Regions from separate parts of the Homo sapiens genome. Here region 2 is linked to region 1. Evidence: chromatin contacts called from ENCODE Hi-C or POLR2A ChIA-PET data. All regions are on one chromosome and are shown on one strand. The core of a region is the stretch at or near the end of the contact, and the rest is flanking DNA. Distances in the headings are between cores, read along the strand shown. Region 1 overlaps LOC100996549 (a long non-coding RNA gene). Region 2 overlaps GRHL1 (grainyhead like transcription factor 1).

What was found. Hi-C counts contacts between places; a loop is a spot of excess contacts on that map. ChIA-PET counts read pairs that join two places held with the same protein, here RNA polymerase II (POLR2A). Pooled maps may share reads with other maps.
Region 2: a pooled map shows a loop between it and region 1 (2.6-fold over the local background). The contact joins two enhancer-like sites. A Hi-C loop is called at or near these places in 2 of 50 pooled maps. POLR2A ChIA-PET finds 5 or more read pairs at or near these places in 4 of 52 experiments (A673, GM12878, OCI-LY7 and 1 more).

The regions. Positions count from the first base shown.
Region 1 is chr2:9,768,647-9,772,389 of GRCh38, reverse strand. All of the region lies in intron 2 of LOC100996549 (a long non-coding RNA gene), which reads left to right. Among named protein-coding and RNA genes, the nearest start is that of TAF1B, 73 kb to the left of the region's middle. RefSeq lists enhancers at 346-1,273, 1,274-2,202 and a silencer at 2,905-3,014. Within about 2 kb of position 1,874, at least 8 of the 41 ENCODE cell types and tissues checked have a DNase peak (open chromatin) inside an H3K27ac peak, as active enhancers do.
Region 2 is chr2:9,982,772-9,986,393 of GRCh38, reverse strand. It overlaps GRHL1 (grainyhead like transcription factor 1), which reads right to left. Exons shown (of 16, transcript NM_198182.3): 9 at 112-270. Among named protein-coding and RNA genes, the nearest start is that of GRHL1, 33 kb to the right of the region's middle. Within about 2 kb of position 1,418, at least 8 of the 41 ENCODE cell types and tissues checked have a DNase peak (open chromatin) inside an H3K27ac peak, as active enhancers do.

The DNA of each region.
Region 1 (3,743 bases), core at 625-3,124:
TCAGCCCCACCCGCACATTGTCACTCATTTCCTTGTACCCTGGCAAGTCATTCACCCTATCTGGACCTCAGTGCTCTCCTCTGTAAAATGGGTGGAACACCAGGCAGGGGGTTGGGCTCTAAGGGCTTCCAGGGTCTAGAGCAGCCCAAAGACCCAGCCAAAGCGGGCCTCCTCCAGGAAGCCCTCCCACCTTCCCTTTGTGCTTCTGCAGCACTCTGCCATCCCCTGTCAAAGCTCTCACCACCTCCATGGCTTCACGCTTACACACCTGTCTTCCCACCAGAGTCTGAGCTCCTTGAGTTCTGGGACCGAGTTGGATGAATTTCCACATCCCCAGGCCCAGCACAGGGTGGGGCGTAGAGTCTCAGTGATTGTTGAATGAATGAATGAATGAATGAATGAGGCTCCAGTGTTTGAGCGAATGTGGCTTCTTCACCCTGCTGGGAGGCCTGGGTTTGGGAAGCTTCCCCTAAGTGTAGCTGGCCACTCATCCCTGGGAATTCTGAGATGATTTTCCCTCTGAGGACTCAGCTGGGGAGGGAAGACATAGGTTACCATGGCAACAGATTTTTTTTTTCCTGCCGGAGCAAACATTTCTACAGAAACCTCAAGAGATGCCAGCCAGTGCGGGGCGCTGCCTGTTTCTCCCACGCCCTCCCTGGCCTCTGAGCCCAGAGCTGGCCCTTCTCACTGGGTTTCTCAAAGCTGCCCACTGTAAGGCTGTGCCTGAGACCTAGGTCAGCCTTGGCCTCACATCCCCCGCCCCGTGCAGGCCCTCCCACCGGTCTGTTCACAGCCCAGGCTGTCAGCAGTGGGGGAGCCAGGCCCAGAGAGGGGAGCCATAGGGTGCCCTCTCCCAGCCCAGACAGGCTTCCTCTGCCATCCACCAGTGCCCTCCACCTCAAACCCAGGTGACAGCGCCTTCTTCCCCCTCCCCCATTCACAGGGCCCCGGGAGGCTACCAGGGGGCCACCTAGAGGAGCTGGGAGGGGTGGGGGTCCTCTGGAGAGGGGCAAGGTCTCTGAGCTCAGATCCTGCCAGCTCAGACCCATGGACCTCGGGTCCTGCTGGATCCCGTCTGGGACCCTGGGGTGGGAGGCCCCAGGAACAAAACTCAGAGAGGCCTTGTGACTTTCCCCAGGACACACAGCGAGTGAGGGAGGAGGCAGGAGTTGAGCCCCGGTTTCTCTGGAGACAAGGCCCAGCCTCTGCCTCCTGTCCTGCCAGGCTAGACTCCACCTTCCACTGCCTGGAAACAGGGGACAGATGGCCCCTTCTGGAAGCACTGGGGGTGCAGAGTGCCTCGCGAGCACTGAAGGTGTTGAGGGTCTGGCTCATGCCCTGCACTGCCCGTGTGTGGACTGCAGCGTGGAAACAGTGCTCAGAGAGGCTCCGTGGCCTTGCCCCAGCTCGCAAGTGGTGGCGTAGGACGCCGATGTCAGTGCTGTCGGGCTCTGTGACACTGTGCTATCTGTCCACGCCCCTGGACCGTCTTATTGAAGACAGGCAAGGAGGAGAGAACAGGGAAGGCGGAGGGGTGAGTGGCTGGTGGGACCACAGCCCAGGCCAGGGCCGGGGCAGGGAGCAGGGGAGGGCCTTTGACACCAGGCAGCTCCCTCCCAGAGGCCATAGGCACATGGAAGGGTGAGGCCGGGAGAAGCAGTTGAGCTCAGTGGCCCAAAGCAGGGACTCTGGGACCTGCCAGACAAGAGTCAAATCCCAGCTCCACCTCTTCCCAGGGTTCGTTTGCACTTGGGACAGCTGTTTCTTTCTGATCACAGCTTTCTCACTTGTAAAATGGGGAGAGCATTCAGTGGCTCCACCTGGCGGTGTATGAGGATGAATGAGACGGATGCATTTGAGGGCTGCTCTGGGGGAGGCCGCTGCTCTTTCGTGATTTGAATCCCATGCAGTCCCTGGGCTCCTCTGCCGCTCTTGCCTCTCTGTATCCCGGTACTTGGCCCTTAGCAGGCACTCCCAGGAGCTGCTGGAACAGGCTGAGTCCTGGCGCTTATCCGAGCTGTCTTGTTTGCACGTGCTCGTCTCCCACCCACTCACTGGTGAGCTCCGCAAGAGTGTACTTCTCTCCGTCCCTGGAGCGCCACGGCGTGCTGGTGCATAGTAAGCATCTGTCCATGTCTGTCCAGTTGAATTTCTTGAGAGTCATTTGACCTTCTCAGCAGCTCTGGAGGTAGGTCGATCAGGGTTCCTCATCCCATTTCACAGATGTGAAGACCCAGGTTGAGATTCACTGGGCAGGTTGCTCATGGTCCCAGAGTTGGTCGACAGGGACAGGCATCCTGATTTACTGTTTGACTCCCAGTCCTCTGTGATTCCCATTCCACTAGGCTGCAAAGGAGGGACCAGTGGAAAAGAAAGAGAGGTCAGGTGATGCCAGGAGGTGGGGAGAATCAGCTAGACCCTCCTCAGCCGTTTTCCTAAAACCAGCCACGATCCTTAGCTCCCCGCCTCTGCTTGCCCTCCCTGATAGCTTTGCCTTGGCTGTGAGCTCAGCACAGTTGCTGGTGGGGGACAGGAGTGGGAGTGAGTGGCACTGATGGGGGAGGCAGAGGCCCCATAGTCTGTGCTCCCAGCCAAGACCACAAATTCATGACCATTCCAGAGCTCCTCAGCTTCACCCCCACCTCAAGAGCCCCCCCGCTCCCATCCTGGAGCCTCCAGCACTGCCCAGTCCCTCCTGAGATCTGTGGATCTGCGGGCTCAGCAGCCGCCCACACGGAGCTCGCCTGCAGTGCTGCCTCTCTGGCTGTCATCTCCATGGCAACGCCCACCACCCCCGCTCAGGGCCACTGTGCTCTGCGCACCTGAGCCTGACCTTCCTTTCCAGCTGCCCATTTGAGTGCGGGGGGGACACCCACGCACCTGCTCAGGCCAAGACTCAGAGCCCACTCACATGCCTGCCCCCACCCACAGGTCAGAGTGGCAGCATGTGGGCATACACAGGTGTGTGTGGGGGGGGGCATGGGTGTTAAACACACCAACACCTCATTCGAGTCCTTGAGCTTCTGTGAGAGTCTCTGGCACCTGGGGGCCGCCAGCGATGACTAAATGTGTGTGGTATCTGTGTCCCCGGTATGGGTTTGCTTTTGTCAGTGTGCCTGTGCCTCTTGGGGCCTGTGGTGCTTCCTGAGTGTCTGTCTGTATCCCTGGCAGAGTGGCGGAGGCACGGGGGCACCTCCCTGTGTTTGTCAGAGAGGCGGGATGGCAGCCCCTTTTTTTCCACTTCCCCAACGACAGGAACATGACCTGGCTTTGGCCCACTTTCTAGGGACATCCAGGCCCAGCAGTGGCTGAAGGAGACGACTTGGGAGCCATCTTTGCTGGGCTCTCCTCAGGGCAAACAGCTCACCAAGGGCACAATGAGCTTTGGCCCTGGGATCCACGGCATTTTCTCCCAAGGCGCTACCCTGATTCCATTTTCCTAATCAACGAAGGGGAGCCACAGAGGGCCACGGGCAGCACTACAGGGTGCAAGAAGCGTCGTCTCATTCTGTTAACAGCTGGCCGTGCCCCCTTGCACGGGACACAGCTTCCCTGCCTGGTAATGATTCCTTATGAACTCCAGTTCCGACTGTCCAGAAGTCCATCAAATGGTGATTGGCTAAATACTCAGTTCTTTTGACACGAGCCGCCTCCTCTCATCCTCATAATGGCCTCAGCCTCGTGGGCTGTCTCATTCTCCCCAGCTGAGAAGGAGGGAGCCGAAGTGCTGAGGAGTGAGG
Region 2 (3,622 bases), core at 169-2,668, 210 kb before region 1:
TTCTATATTAGCAGCTATATTCTCATTTTGACATTAAATATTAAAGAGACCCTGGTCTTTTTCCATGAGTGTGTCTCAAACACTTGTTCCAAGCATCCCTGCCGATCTTACCTTGTCACAGAAGACCTTGATCTGGCAGTAGGCCCGGTGCACAGGCTTGTTGCTGCGGTTGTTGTAACTATAGGTATCAACTTGAATGTTAAGAGGCAACCCCTTCACTCCCTTCTGGGAAGAGAAATCTGTGCTTAAGCAGTTCACAGAGATGAAAACCTGCCAAGGGAAGAGAAGGTTCCATAAGCAACAGGCACCAAGTCAAACCTAGCACAGCTCATGAAAATATTAACATCACTGAAATTACTCAAGTCTATTTTAAATGAGAAGCTCAGCTTCTCATTTTTTAAAAAAGGGTTTTTAAAAAGAGGTGATCAGGGGTTTATTTTAAAACTGCTTTTGGTCATAGAAATAGCAGACCTTAAAGAGGAGGAAGAGTCGGCAGCTCTGAACCTCTGCTTATGTTCCCTTCCAGAATCCCTATTTAATATCAGCTAGGACAGGGGAAGAGGCTGGTTAGCTTTCCTGATGTCATTTTCCAAAGTTACCAATAGCATAGCTCCCTCTGCAGCTGTTCTGTAACTTAGTAAAAACTTCCTAGGAATCCACCTATATTTGCGTTGACACCACCTCTTAGGATAACCTGTAGTACTCTGTGTCCTCATATTTTAGAACTTATGACATCAGTGTTCCTCTAATCCACAATTTTTATAAGATTCCAATAAAGTTCTCTCTCAATCTTTGCCCATGCAGACTAAACAGTCCTCATTTCTTTCCAGTTTGTTCTTATTAACCTTTTGGTTATCAAATCACATTGGGCCCAGTGTTCAAGGGATGATTTGTAATTTACAATTATTTCCATACTCCTTTCTAGGTATGGAAATATCAGTGCAAGGGTCTTTTATTTAAACATAACTGGATTCTTTACATGCCCAGATTAAACCTAAGACAAAAGTGGTAACGTTTGTTAATAGGCTGAGAACTTAACGATCACTAAACACCCAGGAATGTGTTCCTCATTCAAGAAGTTCCACACAGATGTGGTCAAAACTCCCTAGAATAACCCGGGAAGATGTTATGCTGGTGGGTCTATTTCCATGAGAGAAACGAAGAATCCAATTCCTTAAGCAACAGTTCTACTATTCAATCATGAAATTACTTCAGAGAAACTGTCTAAACCAGACTTTGAGCTTCTCAACCCACAGTTTCAAAAGTCTGCTTTCCTATCAGTGCCCAAGCCACCACTTCCCACAGGAGCAATTTTTTTTTTTTTTTTTGAGACAGTCTGGCTCTGTCACCCAGGCTGGAGTGTGGTGGTGTGATCTCAGCTCACTGCAACCTTTGCCTTCTGGATTCAAGCCATGCTCCCACCTCAGCCTTCCAACTAGCTGGGATCACAGGTGTGCGCCACCACGCCCAGGTAATTTTTGTATTTTTTTTTTTTTTAGAGACAGGGTTCCACTATGTTGCCCAGGCTGGTCTCCAACTCCTGAGCTCAAGCAATCCTACCATCTTGGCCTCCCAAAGTGCTGGGATTACAGGCAGGAGCTACCACACTCAGCCCACAAGAACAATATTTAAAGATGACTTCCAAGTGCAGTAGGTTAGCACCGGCTACACTCACTCCAGCTGCTAGCATGTGCCTGAGCAATGCACTAAGCCGGCGAGAACCCATCCAGGGGGATCCCCCACCTTCGAAATGGAAGGCAGGAGATGTCACACCCTTCTCTCCTGGGCTCCAAATCAGTTATCTCCCGCACATTTTCTCAAAAGTTAAAATAAGCTGAGTCACATTATGAATATGACATTGGAAGCTGCTACTTAAGAGGAACCCAGTGTACAGCAAATAAACATGTGCCATTTCCCCACTATTTTTATCACTGTGGATTTTAAAAATGTTTTTGAGCTCCCTTTCAACTAGTTTTAGAATTTACTGCGGATGCATGTGCACCACATAGTGGACATTATTGGAATTACAGTTTTTAAAACTAAGACTGGCCCATTTCAGACCCTTCAACCCCGTGAGCTGACAGGGGAAGATTCCTTCTAGCCCCTGGGTCAACAGCCAAGAATGGGTCCACCACAAGCAGCACTGGGTGTCACTGGCTGAACTAGGGCAGATGGGGAAAAATTTAAGTTATAATGGGGTTGGGGGGCAGCTATAGTAACTTTTTTTTTTTGAGATGAAGTTTTGCTCTTGTTGCCCAGGCTGGAGTGCAATGGCGCAATCTCGGCTCACAGCAACCCTGCAACCTCCGCCTCCCGGGTTCAAGCGATTCTCCTGCCCCAGCCTCCTGGGTAGCCAGGATTACAGGCTTGCACCACCACACCTGGCTAATTTTGTATTTTTAGTAGAGACAGGGTTTCACTATATTGGCCAGGCTGGTCTCGAACTCCTGACCTCATGATCCGCCCACCTCGGCCTCCCAAAGTGCTCAGATTACAGGTGTGAGTCACCACTCCCGGCCACATTTTTTTTTTTAAACACTTCAAGTACAATCTCTAAATCCACAAATCAGAGGTAAGGAGAGTCTGTGGAATGCATTCAGGTTTAAAAAAAAAAAAAGTCCATGCAAACAACTAAGCAAAGTAACCAAACCACCATATATTTTTCAATTTACAACCAATGGAAAATCCGAATTTTTTCTGTCATTCTAGGCCACGTGGCTCAATTCCTAGTTCAAAAACAGCTGCCTGGGAAAGTTCGACTTCATCCTCACGATTCCAGGAAGTGATATTCCCTTTACAAGAAGATTTCACAGTAATCCAACCCGAAACCTAACCTCCCCTTGCTTCCCAGTTTCAAGTTTCTATTCAAAAAAGAAATGAGCAGGGGCCAAATCCCAGGATCGGGGCAAACATGGAGCTTTGGCACAGCTTTGCCCATGCTGGTGTGCATTCATGATGATTTGCAGTCTCTTACTGATATACATTTCTCTCTTATTCTAAAAAATCAATTCTTCCCAAACTTGGCAGTTTTCTAAATGTATTAAAGAAAGTTGACAATGGTCCTAATTCAGCATTAAAAAAAAAATGCTACCTTGCCTAGATAAATACACAAACATCCCAGGAGAAGGTGACAAAGCTGTGAAACGTAAGCACTGCAGGCCAGGAACATGAGAGACAAGAACAGTGGGCCGAAGATGCCAAAGAGAAGATGGGGCCGGTGCTCACGATGCCCCTGCTCTTAGGAAAGGATCCCAGGTAAGAACACAGATGATCAAGGGGATATGCTGGTGTGGAGGGGACATACGTGCCGGGTTTAACCCTCAACCAAAGTCTACAAGGGGAGCCACATGCACAGCCGCTTAGGTCTGAACATCAAAGCATTTGAGCTGGCCCCTAACTAAGCACTGCGACCCAGTGCAAGGGTCCTTACCTGTCAAAGGGCAGGGTGAGTTCGTGGATCTCTAGATGACTACCTCTGGACGTCTATGATTATATACTTATATTGACAAAGGATGAATCCTATATCCATACTGTTTTTACTGGTGACAATAATTTTGTGTAATACATTTACCTATCAACTTTTTATAAGTCATATTAGTTTAAAAATACCAAGTAAGTTGCC